Regions from separate parts of the Homo sapiens genome. Here region 2 is linked to region 1. The links are chromatin loops, found by intact Hi-C in ENCODE. Cell type or tissue: Calu3. All regions are shown on one strand. Each heading gives the region's core, and the rest is flanking DNA. Links, peaks and the distances in the headings are about the cores only.

Region 1 (10,722 bases), core at 958-8,957:
ATATGCTATATATATATTTATCTGAAAAAATTCATGCCAGGTTTCTGTACCTCATTTTCATCTTTTTATATTAGGCAGATCAGAAATTTCAGTTACAAGTATTTGAATTAAAAACCCTATAACTAAGAAAGTGCACAATTAAACACATCAGTATGGATTAGGAGAAGCAGCAGACCTAGGCTGGAAACTGCAAAAGCCATTCTTCCCACACCACTGACCTGGGGCCGCTGAGTGTGGCTGTGTCTCTCACCGCCTGGGCTGTTTCTGATGCAAAATCCAGGGCGCCTGCCACTGGCTTGGTTACAGTGCCAACAAGCCCTTTTCCAAGGCCAGATATGAAACCGCTGACACCCCCTTCTGTTTTCACACCTTCCACTGTCGAAGTTATAACACTGGTCAGTCCACCAATGATACCTAGTGAAAAAGACAAGGGCTGTTGTAACCTGACGAGGACAAAAGCAAAAGCATTTAAAGCCAAACCCCTTGATTATGGAATGATAACTTAAGGCCATTCTATTAATCTCTGTGCCAGAGAGGCCACAGACAGGCCAACTCACAGAAGAGGATCCTGCAGATTTGCCCATTAAGTCCAGAGTCAGAGGATATATGTTACATGTTAGTCAGAAGTAAAGTGTGCTCCAGTTCAAAAAAAAAAAAAAAAAAAAATCAGAGAAAAGCTGAGAGGTTAACAGTGGCCAATTTTTCGATCCCAGAGCTTGGGCAGCCTACGGACGATCAGGAGAGGATACAGATAGAGGATTAAATCAACAGGAGACTAGAAAATTGGGCCTTCGGGGAAAGTTTGAAGATGATGGCATCCTATGAAATATAAGGCAGAGGCTGGGCGCAGTGGCTCACGCCCATAATCCCAGCACTTTGGGAGGCTGCGGCGGGCAGATCACGAGGTCAAGAGATCGAGACCATCCTGGCCAACATGGTGAAACCCCATCTTTACTAAAAATACAAAAATTAGCTGGGCGTGGTGATGCGTGCCTGTAGTCCCAGCTACTCGGGAGGCTAAGGCAGGAGAATTGCTTGAACCCAGGAGGCAGAGGTTGCAGTGAGCCGAGATCGCAGCATTGCACTCCAGTCTGGCGACCGAGCGAGACTGTCTCAAAAAAAAAAAAAAAAAGAAAAGAAAAGAAAGATATCTAAGGCAGAGAGAGATAACTAAATGTAGTTGTTCCTTAGTATCCATGTGGGATTGATCCAGGATCCCCTGCAGATACCAAAATCCTAGGATGCTCAAGTCCCTTACATAATGTGCTGTAGGTGTTTGCATATAACCTACACACACCGTCCTGTATACGTTAAATCACCTCTAGATTATTTATTGTAGCTAATACGATGCCCACATATCACTTCATTTGTGTGGAGTCAATACAGTATTTGAAACGTGTGGCAAATTCAAATTTTGCTTTCTGGCACTTCGTGAAATCTTTTTTCCCCCCAAATATTTTCCATCCATGGTTGGCTGAATCTGTGGATATGGAGAGCTGATGGTATACATTTGCAATTTTCAAAGAACACTATGGGGGTGACTGGCCAACCCCACTGGATGCTTGAAATAAGGTAAAAGCTACTGCATGCTTTGATGAAATTCGGTATCGGCGATTATATAAAACCTTCATGAAGAGCACCCCAAAAAGCTGTGAAAGCTGGCTGGGACCCTCAATGGAGTCAGTTCAAAAGACCAATCCAGGTCAAAAAGGCATTCCAAACATTTTGCAAGTTGACAGCAATGGCTGAAAACACCTTAGAAGAGGCCAGAAGCTGGCAGAGGCTGAAGAGGTCACAGTCACTGAAGGGAAGAGGCAGCCCGTCTAGGGAGCATCTCCAGGACCTGTGCCAGGGACACTCACAGGATGTTTACCCTCTGACAGTGGGGTGTGAGGAAGCTCTCTAGACTCTTCAGCTCTAGTGAGACAAATTGGTAAAGGAAACTCCTTGGGTGAGAATGTACTAACAATTCACAACATTTCTTTTGGATTCTGGGTAAATTTGCTCCAGTGAGGCAATATCTCTTTCCCAAACTTTTTTTTTTTTTAGAAACAGGGTGTCCGTCTATCACCCAGGCAGGAGTGCAGTGGCATGATTACCGCTTGCTGCAGCCTTAAACTCCTGGGCTCAAGCGATTCTCCCTCTAGGTCTTCCAAAGTGCTGGGCTTACTGTCCTGAGCCACTGCACCCAGCCCTTTCCCAAACTTTTGAACAAAGTTTTTGGCAGAGCACACACAGAACAGGAATTCAGACTGGGACCTGAGAGACAGAACATGACTGAACCTGGGTCCAGCAAGGCCTGCAGAGAGAACTGAGCACAATTCCCATTTCTTACATCAAGGGGATTGAGTGGATTCTGGTTCTTATCACCTTCTAAAGGTCTTTTCATCCTAAGGGAAGACTCTCACTCTAGGATACTGCCTTCGTATAACCCAGAGCTCAGTGGATCCTCTTTGGATGAAGCCATTGGCTCCTGGAGAGGCTGTACATATTATAGGAATGATTCTTGATGGGAGGTGATTTTGCAACTTTGAACCAATCATGCATTTTCTCAGCACATTTGTGTGTTCATCCAGAAAGTGAGGAGAGCCATGCTCTCTCCACGTCACAAGGATGCTGGCCAGATAAAGGCCACCACACATAACAAAGCATTTTATATTCATTTTAAAAGTCTTCTAAGAGTCCAATGTACTGTCATTACCATTACGAGAAAGAATGATTAAACCTTAACCCCAAATGATTGCCCAACAGTCAACTTTTAAAATCCATAAACAAATTACTTTCAGCCAAATTTCACTTCTGGCCTGACGTCTCCTTAGGGACAGCTCCCTTTACGGTTGGGCAGCCTTAGGAAAAGCAAAGGCATTTTGATCCAAATCTCACCATTAGGAAAGCTGATAAACAAAAACTCTATTCTAAACGTGTCCTAAGCACAAATAGAAATATAATATTTTACTGTCTATATTCCTTCCTCTTCTTCCAAATGCAGATAATTAATACTGATCAGTCTTGATATGACTCTGATAGCTTTGGATGGTTCCTAAGGATCTGGTACAAAGAGTTTAATTTACTAAGCCTTACTATGCATGAGCTATGTGCCAGGTGTCATGTGAGGTACACAAGGAGAAAGGTGAATGCAAAGTGGTCCTTCTCCCCTCCTCACATTCTCAATCTATCAGATGTACACAGCTGGTGACATACACAACCCAGACTGTGCTCTGTCATTAACTCTAACAGGGACAATAGAGCTGGGAAAATGTATTGAGTTGGGACTTACAGGCTGAGTAGGATTTTGATAGACAAGGAAATGAGGCAGAGGAGGGAGAGCAGAAGGACCATGTGTGAGCAAGGACTTGGAAGCACACCTGGGAAGCAGTACATAGCTGTGTGTGGCCAAAGTGCAGCATGGCTGAAGGATGGTGGTTGGAAAATTGGCTGGATTTATAGTTCCAAGGGCCTTGGATGCCGTACTAAGAAATTGTTAAGAAAAATGCAACAAAAGGCAAATGACTCAGAATTAAAGCATTAAAAGAATTCAAAGTCAGAGACCAAATGCATTCATGCCATCACCAACATCTCTTAGGCAAATAAATTTATAATTTTAGTGAATGCACATTTATGTAAAACTAAAAAACACCTGGGCTACAAACCTGGCCACAAATTCCTCATTTCAATTTCTTTGGAAGGAATGATCAGTAAGGAGAAGGCAGAGGTTACAATTCTAAGAGAAGTAGCAGCTACAATTCTAAGAACAGGTCTGGTTGATTACACCTTATGATACTTTGGGAACAGAAGCCAGAGAACGAAAAGGAATTGCAATGTGCACAACATTCAGAAAGCGAATGAGGAGTTCTCACCGGCTGTCGTATTTCAACTGCAAGGAGGATAAAGTAAGAGAGCTTGGAAGGCTATCAGGTACGCCAACACAGGATTTCCTCTGTTGTCAGCCTTTTCTTTTTTTTTTTTTTTTTTTTTTTTGAATTGGAGTCTTGCTCTGTTGCCAGGCTGGAGTGCAGTGGCACGATCTCAGCTCATTGCAACCTCTGCCTCCAGGGTTCGAGCAATTCTCCTGCCTCAGCCTCCCGAGTAGCTGGGACTACAGGCATGTACCACCACGCCTGTCTAATTTTCGTATTTTTGATAGAGATGGGGTTCCACCATGTTGGCCAGACTGGTCTCAAACTCCTGACCTCAAATGATCCACCCGCCTCGACCTCCCAAAATGCTGGGATTACAGGATTGAGCCACTGTGCCTGGCCTAATTTTTGTATTCTTAGTAGAGGCGGGGTTTCACTGTGTTGGCCAGGCTGGTCTCAAACTCCTGACCTCATGATCCACTCTCCTAGGCCTCCCAAAATGCTGGGATTACAAGCATGAGCCACCGCGCCCAGCCCACCTTTCTTTTTTTATAGCTGCAATCAGATTGATACAAAGGCGCCTCTGAGGACCAGCAGCAGCAGAGCCTGATGTCACCCATGACTTACCATGAGCCAGGCCATGGATGCCGGCTACAAGGTGTTCACCACTTGTGGCTGCATGGTACCTGATGTACTCCCGCTCTGACTGATGCCGATTGTCCATCGTCTTCCCTAAGCCATCTGATAATGTTCCAGCAAACTAGAAGGAGTTAAAAGCAGGAGAAGAGTTTTAAAGTCTTGGCACTATTTTTACTATTTGAATTACTTTAAATAAATTTAAATTAAATACAATTAGATAAGCCCATGCTGGTCTGTAGTGGTGTGATCTCATCTCATCACAACCTCCGCCTCCCAGGCTCAAGTGATTCTCCTGCCTCAGGCTCCCGAGTAGCTGAGACTACAGGTGTGTACCACCACACCTGGCTAATTTTTGTATTTTTAGCAGAGATGGGGTTTCACCATGTTGGTCAGGCTAGTCTCGAACTCCTGACCTCAAGTGATCTGCCCACCTAGGCCTCCCAAAGTGCTGGGATTACAGGCGTGAGCCACTGTGCCTGGCCAATAATTTAAATATAAATAAATTTAAATATTTTAAATGCAGTTACCTATACTGTCTGCCCCAGGTTGAGTGGTTCTCAAAAGGACTGGACACATACCAATTGGGGGATGCATACAATGGAGGACACTAGGCTTTGCAAAGCAACTACTAAAAATCTTTAATGACATTCACTTTCCAGAATACTACTCCAAATTTACTGAAAAAATCAGAGGTATAACAAAATAGTCTTGAGGGAGAAGTGAGCTTCAGGACTGTATCATGGTAAGAACATAGGCTCTTTGCTCTAAGAATTAGTGGAATTCAAAACAGGAAATGTGTCAGATTGTTGCTTTAGGGTTTGGTATCAAATATTTGGAGACATCAAACTCCCTCCAGTAATGCTGTCTTTCATTTATTCAATAATTACTGAGTACCTATGAGGTGCCAAGCTCCATTTGTCAAAAGCCAAAAACGAAATCGATGGAAAGATTAACAGGTTAGGTCACCGTTCATAGGAGGTGGCAGACTTGAACTCATGATTTCAAATGCAAACCCACCCTTTCCACAATTCAGAGATTTTATTTATCCTGGCATACTTTAACCAGAAAAGCTGTCTCATCCATCAAAGCTGGGATAAAAAGGACATAAAACTCTGTTTTGTCACAAGACAATCTGAAAAGGTTTAAAGTGACAGTTAATAAACCACAGAGTACTTATCCTCATCATTCAGGCATAAAAAGAGAAGGATATCAAATATATAATTAACCTTCTCAGGAAGGATCTACCAAAACAAGTGGTTTAAGTGCCAATGACCCAGGACTAACCTCTTAGAAAACTCACAGGAATGTTCCTTAGATACAAGGCTCAGGGGAAAGCCTCAAGGCAAGCTGCCTGCCTGGAAGGCCCAGGAACTGGGTGGCCATCTAGGGGCCTATTTCATTCTCCTTTGGCAAGGGGGTTAGGGTGCGTGTTACACAGATCAGATCTGCCCTGGAAACCTCAGTCATGAGGATTCTTGACACATGTGACAGTGAGTTCTGGGCACAGAAGAGGGACTAGTGAACACAGCAGCAATTCCATGTAAAGCAACAGTTCCTGGAAGAAGCTATGGGAAGACTCATGCCTTTTACTCAGTCCAAATATTTTACAACCTAGGGCAGTGATTCCTGACCTTTCTGGAGATGTAACCCCTATCATTATTTGTTTGCTTTCTGCCTTGCCTTCCATATCACTGCCTGTCTAATGAGAGAATTAAAGTTAATGAAAATTAATAACTTCCTTTAGGACAACTGGAAACACCACACGACGCTGCAAAGCTAGCACCGTGAATCACTAAGGAGTGGCTTCAGTCAGAGACCCCATCTGAGAGTTACCACAGTATAGGAGAAGGGCCACAAGCTGGGGCATCTGACCAAACTTCAGTCCTCCCTCGACCATTCTGGTAACTACATGACCCTGAGCGAGGTCACCTACCTCTGAGCCTCCTCTGCATCTGGAGAATAGCCAGAGTACCTACTTTGTCATGTGGCTGGAAGCATTCATGACAATGGCTCGGGGGCCTGGTATCTAGTTAGCATTCTTACTGTTCTTATTACTCTGCTACTAGTCCAAGGAGGAACATGCCTGCAGCGTTTGAGGGAAGCCTGTCAAAGGTTTAGAATTATGGTCATTTGCACTATAGTTTAACATAATAAAATCCTCTCTTTCCAGCAGATAAACACCAGCCTCCCAAGTAAGTTTTTGGAGTGGTACCACTTACAAAATTAGAGTGTTGGACTCTACGATTTCCAAAATCCTTTCCAGCTCTGGCACTGTGTGACCTACAACCCAAGGTAGAATGTCTTTACTAAATACTTCCTCTGAGCCCAGGACAGATTTAGGTACTGCTGAAGAACACAAACAAACAGCAGCCTTGAACCCTGCCCTCAAGAACTGACAGTCTCTTTGAGAAGGTAACAATCGTATACACAAAACAGTCAGCAGGAACCCAGGACACAAACTACACAGAAAGGAAATGTGACCTTTGTTTTGGAAAGAATCAATAAGAGTGCCTGCTATGTTTAGAATTATGTAGGCTGCCAGCGTTCTTCAGGTTCCAGACAAAAACGTGTCTCTCTGGTGCCCCAGACGCTGTGAGAACCACAGTTAAGTGACGCGTGCCCATGTCCTGTGTGTCTCCAGGGGACACATCTCCACCTGAAGAGACCCAGGAGCACCGCAGCCAATTCAGGGTCTTATTCAGGTCTTTCCTGTTTCTCTCAAGCTCTTATATTCTTTCTAAGAGCTTACATTCTCTTTCTTGGAAGACAGATAGGGTAAAGTGCTCTTTACCTATCGCTGGCAGCTAACTAGGAGGAAGTTAAAAATCCTATAATACTCCCCCACCAAGAGAATATGGGAGAATAATCTAGGCAGAATACCCAATATCACTCCCTCTTCTTCTACTCCCATCAATTAATATCCAAAGTTGATGAGTGAGCCTATGCCAAAAGCTTAATTTCCAACTAAGTCTGCTGTGGCAGCCTCAGCTCCCCAGCACCAACTGGGTCCTGGGTGTTCTCTATACAAAGACAATGTATTGACCCAAGGAGGATGGGATGAGATGACCTAAGAGATCACTCTTCCCTCTAATGCTGGATTCTTCCGTAAGATGAAGACCTTTGCCATGGAAAGGTACCTACACCTATCTCAACTTACTGTAGGACTTCTGTCTGAATTCCTGTTTCTCTGTCCATAAAAAATTGCTTATGCAAGCCAACTGGACTTGTCCTTTGCCACTTGTTAACAGTCAACCATTACAAAAGTCTTCACCCCTAGAAATACAGCTTTGAGAACCCAGAAAACTTGAGTAGATGTTGAAATCTATGATCCAACCAAACCTGTATTGATGAGTAGTTAATCAGATTTTACTGGGAAAGACGTTTTACAGAAACTAAACCAAAGCCAGCCAAATGATGGATACAGTGGTAAAGGCAGGGCCCTGGGCCAGTTCACTGCACTCTGAGGATTGAATCCAGGCTACCATAAAGCATGTGGCCTCCTTTTACTATGGAGGCATTTAGTTAGGCATCCTTAATTCTACCCCATTCCCCACCTCAGTGGGAAGGTAAGTCCTGCCCAGCCATTATTTCTCCCTCAAAGACAGCAGAAAACAAGTGGGCTGTGGAGGGAGGGAATTCCAGTGGTGCTCATCATGGGTGCCCTCTGGCCTTGCTCTTCTCTGAAGCTTGGAAGCACTATTTTACCCAGGTCCTTGACTTTGAAGATGGTCATCAAAACAGGGCAGAGATACCCAAAAGAGCTACACCATCATGTAGGGAGTGACTGGCCCAGGCCATCCTTCATGATCCCATCCTCCCACTGTCTTGTGACAAGTAAAGCCTGGAGATAGAGGTCCAGATTATTCAGACGAAGGAAAAATGAGTCCCGATATGAGCAAGTACAAATCCACTACACACCCAGTCAACCAAGCAATCCAACATGTGCAGAAGCCCTACTTGTACGGCAGGCTAGAGACAGAGAATCAGAAATCAGAAGTGGTTTCTGTCTCTTGCCTTCAAGACCTCAGTAGGGAAGTATGGATGTGGCATAATAGAAAGATAATCACACCTGAGTTTGAATTTTGACTGTGACACCCAACAGCTATGAGATCACAGACAAGTAACCTTTGCGGGCCTCTGTTTTCCTCCTTTTCAAAATGGGGATACAAATATTCCCTACAAAGATGCTGTAAGGATTAGGTAATACATGTAAAGCACATAGCACAGAGCCTGATACATATGAGACATTCAATAAAAATAGTATTATGTTATCTAAACTTTGACTTCTTTATATGCAAAATGGGAATAATCAGATTCTGCAGGACTGTCTTGAGGATTCAGGGATAGTGTGCACGTAAAGCATCTGGCATGGCATATCCCCCCAGCAAAGCGGAAGCTATCTGCAGCAGGGCATAACAGCACCAGGGTGTGCTAGGCTTCTAAACTGGGAAAGCGACTAGCAACTGGAAGGTAATCTGCAGACAATTTGTAACTCTTTGGTTATAATACCTTAACACCAGAAGGAGCATTTGCAGAGACTTAAGTCTGCCTACCTCATTTTGTAGCAATCTCAAGTCCACAAAATACTTAAGGCTTCAAGTGCATGTTGTTCTAGCTAAAATGAAAGGTTCCAAGGAACAAAATGTCCTTCAGAAAATCTAGTGTTACACTCACAAAGACAATGATTTTCCCCTTCCTTTCACTTCAACACATGCCATACTTGTGAATTCTGGCCACAGTCCAAAGTCATTAACTTCTATAAAGCAATATTTTCAGCAAGGGGGTAAAAATCTCAGAAGTACTTCAAGATGCCAGTTCTACTGAATAGCTAACACACACTCTGTCAACACCCTCCTTCCCAAAATAATCTCATTGTCTACACAAATGGAGACACTGCAAATTAGCCTGGGTTTGGGGCCTGGCTCCGAAGGGTTGATTTTCTAAAACTGAAATTCAAGTAGACACTGGAATGGGGCAAGGGAAAAAATTCACACTGTGTTCCTCTGTTCTGTCTGATCAGTTTACCTGACCCTTTTATGATCTTCAGCAAGCATGGGGTGCCAAAGGCATTTGGCCAGTGTAACAGGAGCTGGGGCTTGAATTTCTCTCCCTTCTCTTGGGTTCTTCTTTCACAGTTATTTACCTAATGGAAATTTCCTCTTTAATATCTTTGCCTCACTGAGTAATTGCTGGTGGCAGTATCTTCCTTGTCACCAGGGAAGATGGTAACCAAATACAACAGGAAAAGAGAGAAGTGGCAGGACTCCGTAGTGTGATGGAGAAGTTTTATATTCTTCCAAGTACAGATGCTCCTTGACTTATGATGGGATTACGTCCGGGTAAGCCCATTTTTAAGTTGAAAAGGCTTTAAGTAAAAATGAATTTCATACACCTAACATATCTAAACATGCCCGGAACACTTACATTAGCTGACAGCTGGGCGAAGTCATCTGGCAGCAGGGCCCACTGTAGAGTATTTGTTCCCTCTTCATGATCACGTGGCTAACTAGGAGCTGCGGCTGCCCTAGTGCCCAGCACTGCGACAGAATCGGATCACATGTCACCAGCCCAGGAAGATCAAAACTCAAAATCTGAAGTACAGTTTCTACTGAATGCATATAGCTTTTACGTCATCGTCAAGTCAAAAAATTGTAAGTTAAACCACCACAAGTCAGAGACTATACAAGGTTGTACAGCTGCAAACCTCAGCTACCAGCACAGCTCTAATTCTAATCAGCATTGTCTGCAATAAGCTATGTCTGAACTCATAAATTTGGAAAACCCAACTATCTATTGTGCCTCTAAGTAAGGCTGCCATGAACTTTGTGGGAGTTGCCACGATGTAGTCAAACAAGCAGGAGCAAAGGAATCAAATCTTACCCTGACAGTTACCAAACACGCATGCTGGTGGAAGAGGCTTAATTTCTCTGAACCTCAGTTTATCCATCTGCTAAAATCACATACTTTCTACTGTAAGGGATTGCTCTTTTTTTTTGCTGGCTGAGTCTCAGTCTGTTACCCAGGCTGGAGTGCAGTGGTGCGATCACAGCTCACTGCAACCTCCACCTCCTGGGTTCAAGCGGTTCTCATGCCTCAGCCTCCCGTAGCAGGGATTACAGTTGTGTGCCACCACGCCTGGCTAATTTTTGTATTTTTAGTAGAGACAGGGTCTCACCGTGTTGGCCAGGTTGGTCTTGAACTCCTGGCTTCATGTGATCTGCCTACC
Region 2 (10,722 bases), core at 1,789-9,788, 73 kb after region 1:
TTATCTTTATAATTCTACATTCAAGTGACATCATACCACATCATGTATAAGATTACACTAATAGACTTCCATTTCTCCCCTTCAGCCTTTATGCTATTGTTGATAAGAATCTCACTCTTACTTTAAATAAGAAGAAAATAATCTTATATATTTACCCAGGTAGTTATCATTTCTGGTATTCATTACTTTGTGTAGAACAGACTTCAATCTGATACTATTTTTTTCCTTCTGCCTGATGATGTTCTTTTACATTTTTTGTAGCATGGGTCTGCTGATACCTTTCAGTACTTTAAAGATGTTGCTCATTGTCTTCCCACTCTCATTGTTCCCAAAAAGAAATCTGTTGTCATTCTTATCTTTATTCCTTGGCACATAGCATGTCTTTTTTTTCTTGTTCCTTTGCTTTAACACTGGTTTTGAGTAATTTGATTATGATGTGCCTTGGTATAGTTTCCTTCACAGTTGTGTGCTATATTCCATCCAGTGTAGTTTTCATTACATTTTAATCTCTACAAGCTTTAGTTTTTTTATGTCTTCCATATTGCTACTTAACCTTTTGAACACAGAGAATACAGTTACATTAACAGTTTTAACGTCCTCCAAAAATTCTAACATCTGTGCCAGTTGTGAATCAGTTTTGACCAATTAGTCTCCCTACTTAACCTTTTGAACACAGAGAATACAGTTACATTAACAGTTTTAACGTCCTCCAAAAATTCTAACATCTGTGCCAGTTGTGAATCAGTTTTGACCAATTAGTCTCCTCATTATATAGAAAGTTTTCCTACTCCTTTGCACACCTGGTAATTTTTGATAGGATGTCAGATATTGTGAATTTTACCTTGTTGGGTGCTAAATTGTCATATTCCAATAATCTTCTTGAGCTTTATTCAAGGATATGGTTAATTTACTTGGGAAGAGGTTGATTCTTTCGGATCTTCCTTTTATGATTTCTTAGGCAGTCTATAGCAGTGCTCAGTTTAGGGCTAATTAATCATGAGGGCAAGGCTTTCCTGAGACTCTTCCCAACGTCTCATAAATTCTTAGTTTTTCCAGTCCAGCTGGTGGGCACAAGCACTATTCCTAGCCCTGTGTGGGCAGCAGGCACTGTTCCCTCTGATCCTTTCAGATGGGTAGTTTCCTCACATACATCACTGACTAATACTTGGCTAAATACTCAAGAGGGACGGTCTATAGATCTTCAGAGTTTTTCTGTGCAGCTCTCTATGCCCAAGTGTACCATCCTATAACTATAGATACCTTGGTCTCTCTAGACTCTCAGCTCTGTTTTCTCAACTTCTCCACTGTGCTGGGTACTTGCTTGGTCTCCCCTCCCTGGAAACGTTCTCAAATTGGTAAGAAAGGCAATTACAGGGCTCAGCTCGTTTGTTTCCCACCTGTCAAAGCACTGTCCTTCATTGTCTGATGTCCAGTGTCTCAATACCATTGTCTTCTTATTTATCTGGATTCTGGGGTTGTTTCAGGTGGGAGGGTAAATTTAGTCCCTGTTACTCCATCTTGACTGAAAGCAAAGTCCAGTTCTTTAGTTTGTTCTCCCTATGACAGACCTCAATCCCTCCGAATGATGGTTAGATGACTTCCTATTGGTTTTTCTATTGGCAAGATGGTGAACCATGGGTCACCTTCCTCCATGACACCCTGACTGAGTTACCTCTAATATATGCAGAATTCTGCTGTATGTAGAAAAATTAATGAGACGAATGTAGGTAGAAACAACTATTTCACAGAATGATTTTTTGAAGGCCACAAGATATTTCCTCCAAAACATTAAAGTTCTTAGAACATCAAACATTAGATCTGGTTGGGTGATCAGCATGAAAACAAGGTGACTAACAGCTTTGGAACTTCCCCCTTACCTGTACATCCTGTATGCTGAGTTCAAGCATGTGACTGGTTGCCAGCTGTGTATAGTGCACATTGATTCCTGTAAGACTTGCAAAGACCAGTTCTTCTGGGACTTTATTAATTAAGGACAACCCAATTCCACCTTCTAACCTCACAAGCACCTGAAAGGAAACCAAAATATGGCACCCTGATTGTTTTAAACACAGCTCACAGTATCCAGGAGAGTATAAGAAAATAAAGCATTTTACATTCCTCTACTCCCGATCTCTCAGCAGATGAAAACCACTTAGGGGAGTCCTATTATTTACCTGGAGGGCTCAAATGCTATCATCTCACTGGAAGCCTTGCTTTCTAGGCATACCCTTCACCCCAACGAGAACTCCAGAGTATGTGATGATACCTCTATCAAAGGACTGATGACATTCTGCATTTCATTATAGAAATCTAATTATTTGGTAATCTTTCACCTTATTTGGGATGAAAGCTCATAATCTGTTATCCACTACACTTCCATAGCACCCAACACAGTGTTTTACACATAGGCATTTGATTTTTTCAAAAATCACTGAATAAACGTCAGATAAATATACTTTTTCATGTTCATCTCATCTTCCTTTTCAAACTTGTCACTCTCCAATCCCAAACAGAGAAAACAGAAGGAAGATGTCAGAGATGGCTGAAGCAAAAAACAAAAAATTGTTTGTCTTAAATCTTACTGAAATTCAAACAATTTAGCTTCCTTTATTGTAATAATAGTTTAGCAATGCTTACTACATGCTGATTCCACATAAACTTTGTTGTCATTTACATAATACATTCACACATTCACTGATAAACAGTAAACACTGTGAAGCGTAACTCATATTTAGAATCATACAGGATAGAAAGAAAACAGAAGGTCTAAAATACCACCAAGTAAAATTCTAAAAAACTGATGATCAAATAAATAAATTCACAATATTTAGACCTTACTTCCAATTCCTGCTCTGTATCTGGATTCTTTAATTTCTGCAGCTCTTGTTCGGTGACAGGAAGTTCATCCACTTCATATGAACGGCTGCTTTTCCGGTGGCAGAAATCTGTTATCTGAAGTCAAATAAAACACCACAAGAAGATGATTCACTCTTCCTTATTGAAACCTATTCTAACCCAGAACAACTGTGTAGGTCAAAAGTCATTATATAATCAATAATCCTATGGAAGCGAATGGTTTCCAAAGCACTGGTAAGGTAAGATTTGTGTAATAAAGAAGCAAACTTGGTTTCAAGTCTGCATGGCAAACTCAAGCTATACACCTTGAGAGCCTCACGTAGTGGGGTTAGATATCTGCAGATGATCTCAAATTATAGCTCAAGTCAAAATATGCAAACCTCAAGATCACTGCATTCATTTTTGCCTTAAGATTGTTTTTTAAAGTGGTATTGTGAGCCGGCACAGTGGCACACACCTGTAGTCCAAGCTACTTGCGAGGCTAAGGTGGGAAGATCGCTTGATCCCAGAAGTTCAAGACCAGCCTGGGGAACATAGCGAGACCCTATCTCCACAAAAAATGAAAAGTAATTAGCTAAGCATGGTGGCATGCACTTAAGTTCCAGCTATTCGGGAGGCTGAGGTGGGAGGATCACCTGAGCCCAGGAGTTCGAGGCTATAATGAGCTATGATTTTGCCACTTCCCTCCAGCCTAGGTGAAAGAGAGTGACATAGCTAAATAAATAAATAAATAAATAAAAAGTGGTGTTGTGAATTGTGATGCACTATCTCAGAGAGCTCATTGCTACATTCCAACATCTTTTTTTTCCTTTGTTCTGATTACGCTATGACCTAATAAACCCTTATCCCCATCACAGATCTCTCCCCTGGGTTTCAGAGCCATAGTTACAATGACTTATGGACATCTTCACATAGATATCACACAGTTACCTTAACTCAACAAGTCCAAAACCTAACTCCTCCCTTCCTCTGCAAGTCTGCTCCATGTTCATCCCTTAGTGATCTGGATTATCATCCTGTGAGTTGCCCAAATCAGAACCTTGGAGGCCATTACTGACTCCTTCCTCTCCCTCATTCCCACATTCAGTCACAAAATCTGCCTGACTCTACTCCTAAGTAAGCTCTCATTTCTATCCATTTCTCTCCAGCCTCCTCATGTCCACCCCTGCCACTTCTTCCAGTTCAGGCCACCATAACCCTTCATTTACATTAGTGCAAGAGCCTCCTACCTGGTATTTCACTATCTCCAGTCTTGCCCCACTCTGCTTCTCTACATTGCAGCCAGAGGAAGTGATCTAAAACAATTTTCTAATCATGCCATTCCCTGACTCCTTGTTGCCTTAGAAAAACCACAAATTCTTTAGTATGTATCTCAGACTTTTTATGATCTGGCCCCTGCTTCTATCTCCAGCCTTCTTTCTTACCACATTCTGTGTGCCACTTGGGCTGAGGATCACTCTGCTACCTGTGGGCCTTCACTAGTCAACTTCCACATCGTATGTCATTTACTTCCTATGTTTATTGGTCAATGATGGTCCATCCCCACTAGAATGTAAGCTCCAAGAAGGCAGGGAGTTTTGTCCGTTCACTGGTAAATGTTCCGTACCTAGACCTGTGCTGGCTCAAGTAGCTGCTCAGTAAATACCTGTTGATGAACATGCTTATTACTGAGGGCACAGCCCCTCCACCTGTACCTTTCTATTTGGCTAATTCCTTTCAGTTAAACTCTAGGTCTCAGTTTAAGTACTACTTCTCTTAGGAAGCTCCCCACCCTCTAAATCTGGGAATACAAATCCTTTCCATACACCCTCCACTCCTACTCTCATTAACACAATATTTTAATTATCTGATTAAGGATCTCATATCTTCTTGTTGTTAATGTTATTAAGATATTATGTTATTAATAATAATTAACAACACTATTAATATGCACTGTTAACATTATCTTGTTTAAATCTTATACTTTTTTAGGTTACCACATATTTCATTGATACTTTGTTTATACTTTACGCTTATCTTTTTGTTGTACTTTAGTTCTTGTAACAACTTTGTGAGGTAGATCCTATCCCCATTTTACAGATGAAGATACCATATCTTCATATCTGGCATAAACATGTTCAATAAGTATTTGTTAAATGAGTAATCATTGGGGGTGGAGGAAGTACAGAGTTTCACATCAGCTCTTATGACAAATTATCACCTGGAGTGCTCTAGTTGGTCCATCTGGGATGACTCTGATGGATAACATTCCAGAACCAGGTCTCATTTTTTGATTAATAAATTGTTGTTCAGGTGGAACTGGCCCCAAAAGCTCCATGGAAGTGTCAGGACCAAGAACAACTTCAGCTCCATCAAACAAACCAGAAAGTCCTCCTTTGGCCTAAAAGACATTGGAGTAGAGACATGTGAGAAAAGACAGAGGCACTGACTTTGACAAGTTAACACATCATTTCAAACAAGTTCCTAAATTTACATTCTCCTCTGGAGGGTCATGATCAATGTGCAACAAAGCCTTTACTATTTGTTCAGCTTTGCAGATGATGAAAAACAGGAGAATTACTTCAGTAAGATGAAAAGTTATGCTCATAAATTTTGGTAATTATGAATAAGAGATAATTTCATGCATAGATCAGTTTAATTCTGCCTTTTACTAGTACTAACTTCTTGTCATTAAAATAAACTTCTAAAAAAGTAGCCAAAACTAGCTGTTTCTTTGAGTATTCTTACTAGGGTTTGCTTAAAAATCTGAAATATTCTGAAAATAGAAAATAATTATTATAATCATTCAGCTTTCCAGTAAGAGGAAAATTCTTGAGTTGAAAACCTCCCCAAACAGGCCTATGGCTGGACAACCAATCCAAATACTCAAAAGATGGTGTTTCTTCTAGAATGGAATACAGAGTTGAGAATGTCACCTGATACCCAGTTATTCAGGCTGTTAAAAGAAAAACTTCAAGCCAGGCGAGGTGGCTCAGCCTGTAATCCCAGCACTTCGGGAGGCCAAGGCGGGCGAATCATCTGAGGTCAGGAGTTTGAGACCAGCCTGGTCAACATGGTGAAACCCTATCTCTACTAAAAATACAAAAATTAGCCAGGCATGGTTGCAGGCAACTGTAATCCCAGCTACTCAGGAGGCTGAGGCAGGAGAATCGCTTGAGCCCGGGAGGCGGAGGTTGCAGTGAACTGAGATTGTGCTATTGTACTCCAGCCCGGGCAACAAGAGCGACACTTTGTCAAAAGAAAAGAAAAGAGGAAAAGGAAAAAGAAAGAAAGAAAAAGAAAGAAAGAGAGAGAAGAAAGGGAAGAAAGAAAGAAAGAAAGAGAAAGAAAGGAAGGAAGGAAGGAAGAAAGGAAGGAAGGAGAGAGAGAGAGAGAAAGAAAGAAAGAAAGAAAGAAAGAAAGAAAGAAAGAAAGAAAGAAAGAAAGAAAGAAAAGAAAAGAAAGAAAAAGAAAAAAAGACAGACTGACTGACTTCAGCCGAATTAAATTTAAAGGGGTTTAATTGAGCAATGAACAATTCACAAATCAGGCAGCCTCCAGAATCACAGCAGATTCAGAGAGACTCCAGGGATGCCTCGTGGTCAGAACAAATTTATAGACAAAGAAAGGGAAGTGATGTACAGAAGTTGGAAGTAAACAGCTGGATTGGTTACAGGTTGGCGTCTGCCTTATTTGAACACAGTCTGAACACTCAGCCATCTGTGAGTGGTGGAAGTATGGCTGCTGTGACTGGCCAAGTCTCAGCTATTGTTACAGGCACATACTCCTAAGTAAGGATTTCAATCTTGCCTGCCGATTACTCTAGGTTACAGTTGGTCCACAGGGATTCAATTATAGAAGTACGGAGTCCTTCTCAGGCCATATTTAGTTTGCTTTAACAAGGCCTTTGGAGGAAAACACCTTGCTACATGCCCCAAGTAAATCGAGTCTACAGGATTATGGCTGTGGGAAAGCAAACACAAGGCTAGAGAAGACAATGGCAAAGAGTGTCTAAATCCCCTTTGTTAACTTTTAAATATTGACTCATGAAAAGCAAACTTTGAGCAGGGTTTATAGTACAGGTTTCAACACAAAGAAAGCTTTTTATAGCTATTATAAGTTTAGAAAGAAAGAGCATATACAACCTAATAAGAGCAGTGTCAGAAAATGTTTTAATGTCTTCAATGACTTTATTCAGCATAATAAGATTGAAACAAGCTTACTTCCCTAACCAAAACACATTCTGCTCTGCTGAATACTGTTATTATACTGTCACTAACAAGCAGGGAAATGATGAAATAGATTCACAAAACAACAAACACCAAAAAAAGATTTTAAGGAAGAAAATGCTCCAAGAGCATTGGAATTACATGGGCTTTAGAAACAAACTAGAAGTGAAGTCAGGGTCAGACATGAAACCCACCAATTATAACAAGCCCTCTTTGCCTCTAGAAGTTTGAATTGTATTGCTAATTGAAAATCACAAATCCATTCCAGATGTGTGCTACATATAAGTAAGCAGCTTGTCTTTGATGAAAAAAGCTCAGGGCGATAGAGATAAAGAAAATAAATCTCACCAAAAGCAGTCAGAGGCTCCTTACAGTTTTTGCAAACTGCCCTGGAGTACAATCTAAGTACACTCAGAGTTCTCTATCAAGAGTCTGATAGTCTCCTGTTTCCCTTTTGTGTAAAATCCCAGGCTGGACAGAACTGCACACACAATTGCAGGTGCTAGTCTACTGCATGTCCAAACCTCCTAGACACCTTCCTACTTCTCAGACCCCTGTTCTCATTCCCAGCCTGAAGCCAGAAAGGGCAGAAAATCCAAACCCTTGGTAATTTGCCAAACACATATTTGCTTAGAAAGTAGCTGGGAGTTTATCATGAGGTAGACTGGCTGAGGAGGAAACTGTCCAGCAATCTTCATTCTGACATTTGCTACAGCAATTCAATGCTTATTTAGGCCAAAATGAACAGAATCAAGAGCATGTAGATGCCTGGCGAATGCTCACCATGTCATAGAACCCTTTACAGAGGACTTGCAGCTATGCCATTAACTTCCCAGGTCTAAATCTAATTCATCTAACTTAGTGCTGGACTTTTAAAATTACATAGGTAATTTTTTTCTTTTTAAAATTACATAGGTAATTTTTTTCTTTTTAAAATTACATTGGTAATATATGACATCAAAGAAAAAGTCCAGGTAAGCCATGAAAAACATATCTTATCATCCAGGGCAATCACTCTTAACACATGTATTGCATACCATCTCCAAGAACTTTTCCCATGTAAACATACACAAATGCGGGGCTGGGCGCGGTGGCTCACGCCTGTAATCCCAGCACTTTGGGAGGCCAAGGCGGGTGGATAACGAGGTTAGGAGATCGAGACCATCCTGGCTAACATGGTGAAACTCCATCTCTACTAAAAAATACAAAAAATTAGCCGGGCGTGGTGGCGGGCACCTGTAGTCCCAGCTACTCGGGAGGCTGAGGAAGGAGAATGGCGTGAACCCGGGAGGCGGAGCTTGCAGTGAGCCGAGATTGTGCCACTGCACTCCAGCCTGAGCGACAGAGCAAGACTCCACCTCAAAAAAAAAAAAAAATACACAAATGCACAACAAAACTCTGACTTCCTTTTAACTAAAATGGAATAGAATAAGTATTGCTCTGTAACTAGTTTTCCCACTGAACAATTCATCATGTATAACTTAGTAGAGACTTTGTTTCAAAGAAGGCTCAACCACTGCTTGCTGCAATTGGGGATCAAAAACGACTGACCTGGACGACCAACCCATGTAACCCACAGGTCAGTTTTCCTTCTCGGAAACTCCACGTCTGAGTTGTGCTTCGCCTGCGGTCAGGCTTTCTCAGCATCAGTGGCTCGTATCTGGAAAACGGAATACACAATGAACCATGAAACCTCCGAGTCAACTGTTTCACGCCTGAAGGGAACATGAGGATGATGGCTTTGCTCTTCTTCCTTCTAATGCCCTCCACCCTTAAAACTGAATGGGTAGTTAGCTTGAATCCTAGGGCAGTTAGGTATCTCTTGATAAGAAAAGAGGAATAAAGCAAAATGGAAAAACATGAAGAGGGGACACAAAGTAAGACATTAAAGATTTCATAACACACAGTAATATGGCTTCTTGCATTCTCAAAACGGCAACTTACCATGCAGTATGGAAGGAATAGCTGCTAAATACATGTAAAATCTTTCCAACAGTCTTTTTTCTGTTGTATTTCTAAATTCTTTTCTGTTCTAACTTGTAAGTCAACTAAAGTTTTTCTGGAAATAAGGTATTAACTGAAAACACACTGATTTTTATGGAGAAACTAAGGCACAGGCAAATCAAGTAACTTATTCAAACTTAAAGAGCTAATTTGAATCCAAGGATTTATTCATAAAAATACATCTGATTATTCTCTTAATAATTAATTTCTGCTTTTGAAGGATTTGACAAAGTTATTAGGAAGATGTAAAAAAGAAACTACTTCCTCAGAATAAGGACGGACTGGAATTTGGGTGGAAGAAATAATCACTTTTCACATTATACCCATTTTATTGTTTGAAGTTTCTTAACATCTGCATGGGTATTTCATCAAAGCTTAAAATATTTAAAGGGAAAGCCCAATACTCATATTTGGGAATATGACAGGTTTTTGTCATTGAAAAAAATATACATTTTTACTTTATTTATAGAACTCTTAGTTTTTGTTGTAGATTTCCTCTGAGTCTGAATTTGAAAGCAATGAGCTTGAATCAAAAGTTGCCTAGAAAATTACCTGTTGTCAGTCACTGCAGCGAGACCAGCAATATCTAAGATGGCAGACCCCTCGGTGGAGCGGGCGGCTGAGGGCTTATTGGGATTGTGAGGAACTGAGGAGCCCTCATGGGCCAGCATTCCTGTTCCTGTCATCCTCCACAGCTGAGAACGCTTTCCTGGTTCCTGTTAAGTAGGTACAAGCAAAAAGAGAAAGAGCCATTATGGGCAGCCACAGCTAGCTCCTCACTTCAAGAGCTTCCTCTAGGGCTAAATAAGTTCTCATATAGGAAGTTTATTTAGACGTTTTCCACATTATATAAATGCTTAATTCAAACTTTCATGGTTATCTATCTTTTGTTGTTCTTAGGGTAAAATATGCTAACCTCTTGAACCAAACAACCAAACATTACAAATAATGTGCATTTTAACAAACGTATTATTTTCATAACCGAGTTTTTTTCCTTTTTTAGAAATTAGAAACAAATGGCGGGGCAGCCTCCTACACTAGCTATACTGCCATGATCACTGCCATTCCAGATGATGACCGTCCGGTGCCCTTACCTTAAAGAAGAGTGCAATTACATAAAGACTATACGATATGCTCAATATCTGACTTTGAATCAGAATTTACCAGAGGTCTTCCTCCCCGTCCCGAATGTTTATAAGGAAAGCGTACTATATTGATGGTGTCCAATTTTCATGAATTGATTGTATCACAAGTGTTAAGTTGGTTGTATTCAAGGTTATGCTAATTGATTGCTAGTAATTCTTTTTTTTTTTTTTTTTTTTTGGGATGGAGTTTCGCTCCTGTTCTCCAGGCTGGAGTGAAATAGTGCGATCTCGGCTCACTACAATCTCTCCTCCTGGGTTCAGGCGAATTCTCCTGCCTCAGCCTCCCGAGTAGCTGGGATTACAGGCATGCACCATCACGCCTGGCTGATTTTTGTATTTTTAGTAGAGACAGGGTTTCGCCATGTTGGCCAGGCTGGTCTCAAACTCCTGCCCTCAGGTGATCTGTCTGCCTCGGCCTCCCAAAGTGCTGGGATTAAAGGCATGAGCTACCGTGCCTGGCCAGATTGCTAGTTCTAAATATATTTTCTCTTTAGAAATATTTTGGAAAC

The links. Hi-C counts contacts between places; a loop is a spot of excess contacts. Peaks named below come from ENCODE experiments on the same cell type or tissue, not always from the same donor. Only the 100,000 strongest peaks of a DNase experiment are listed, where the experiment ranks them.
Region 2: it touches region 1 in a loop (8-fold over the local background); 2 of 110 quality-filtered maps call a loop at or near these places.

The regions. Positions count from the first base shown.
Region 1 is chr1:12,449,893-12,460,614 of GRCh38, reverse strand. It overlaps VPS13D (vacuolar protein sorting 13 homolog D), which reads right to left. Exons shown (of 70, transcript NM_015378.4): 66 at 4,485-4,617; 67 at 219-414. Among named protein-coding and RNA genes, the nearest start is that of SNORA59A, 52 kb to the left of the region's middle. In Calu3, for the core only: no CTCF peak of the experiment used is centred there; DNase peaks (open chromatin) are centred at 5,864 and 7,090.
Region 2 is chr1:12,377,490-12,388,211 of GRCh38, reverse strand. It overlaps VPS13D (vacuolar protein sorting 13 homolog D), which reads right to left. Exons shown (of 70, transcript NM_015378.4): 56 at 9,621-9,784; 57 at 8,616-8,724; 58 at 5,057-5,236; 59 at 2,839-2,952; 60 at 1,878-2,027. Among named protein-coding and RNA genes, the nearest start is that of SNORA59A, 120 kb to the left of the region's middle. In Calu3, for the core only: no CTCF peak of the experiment used is centred there; a DNase peak (open chromatin) is centred at 1,891.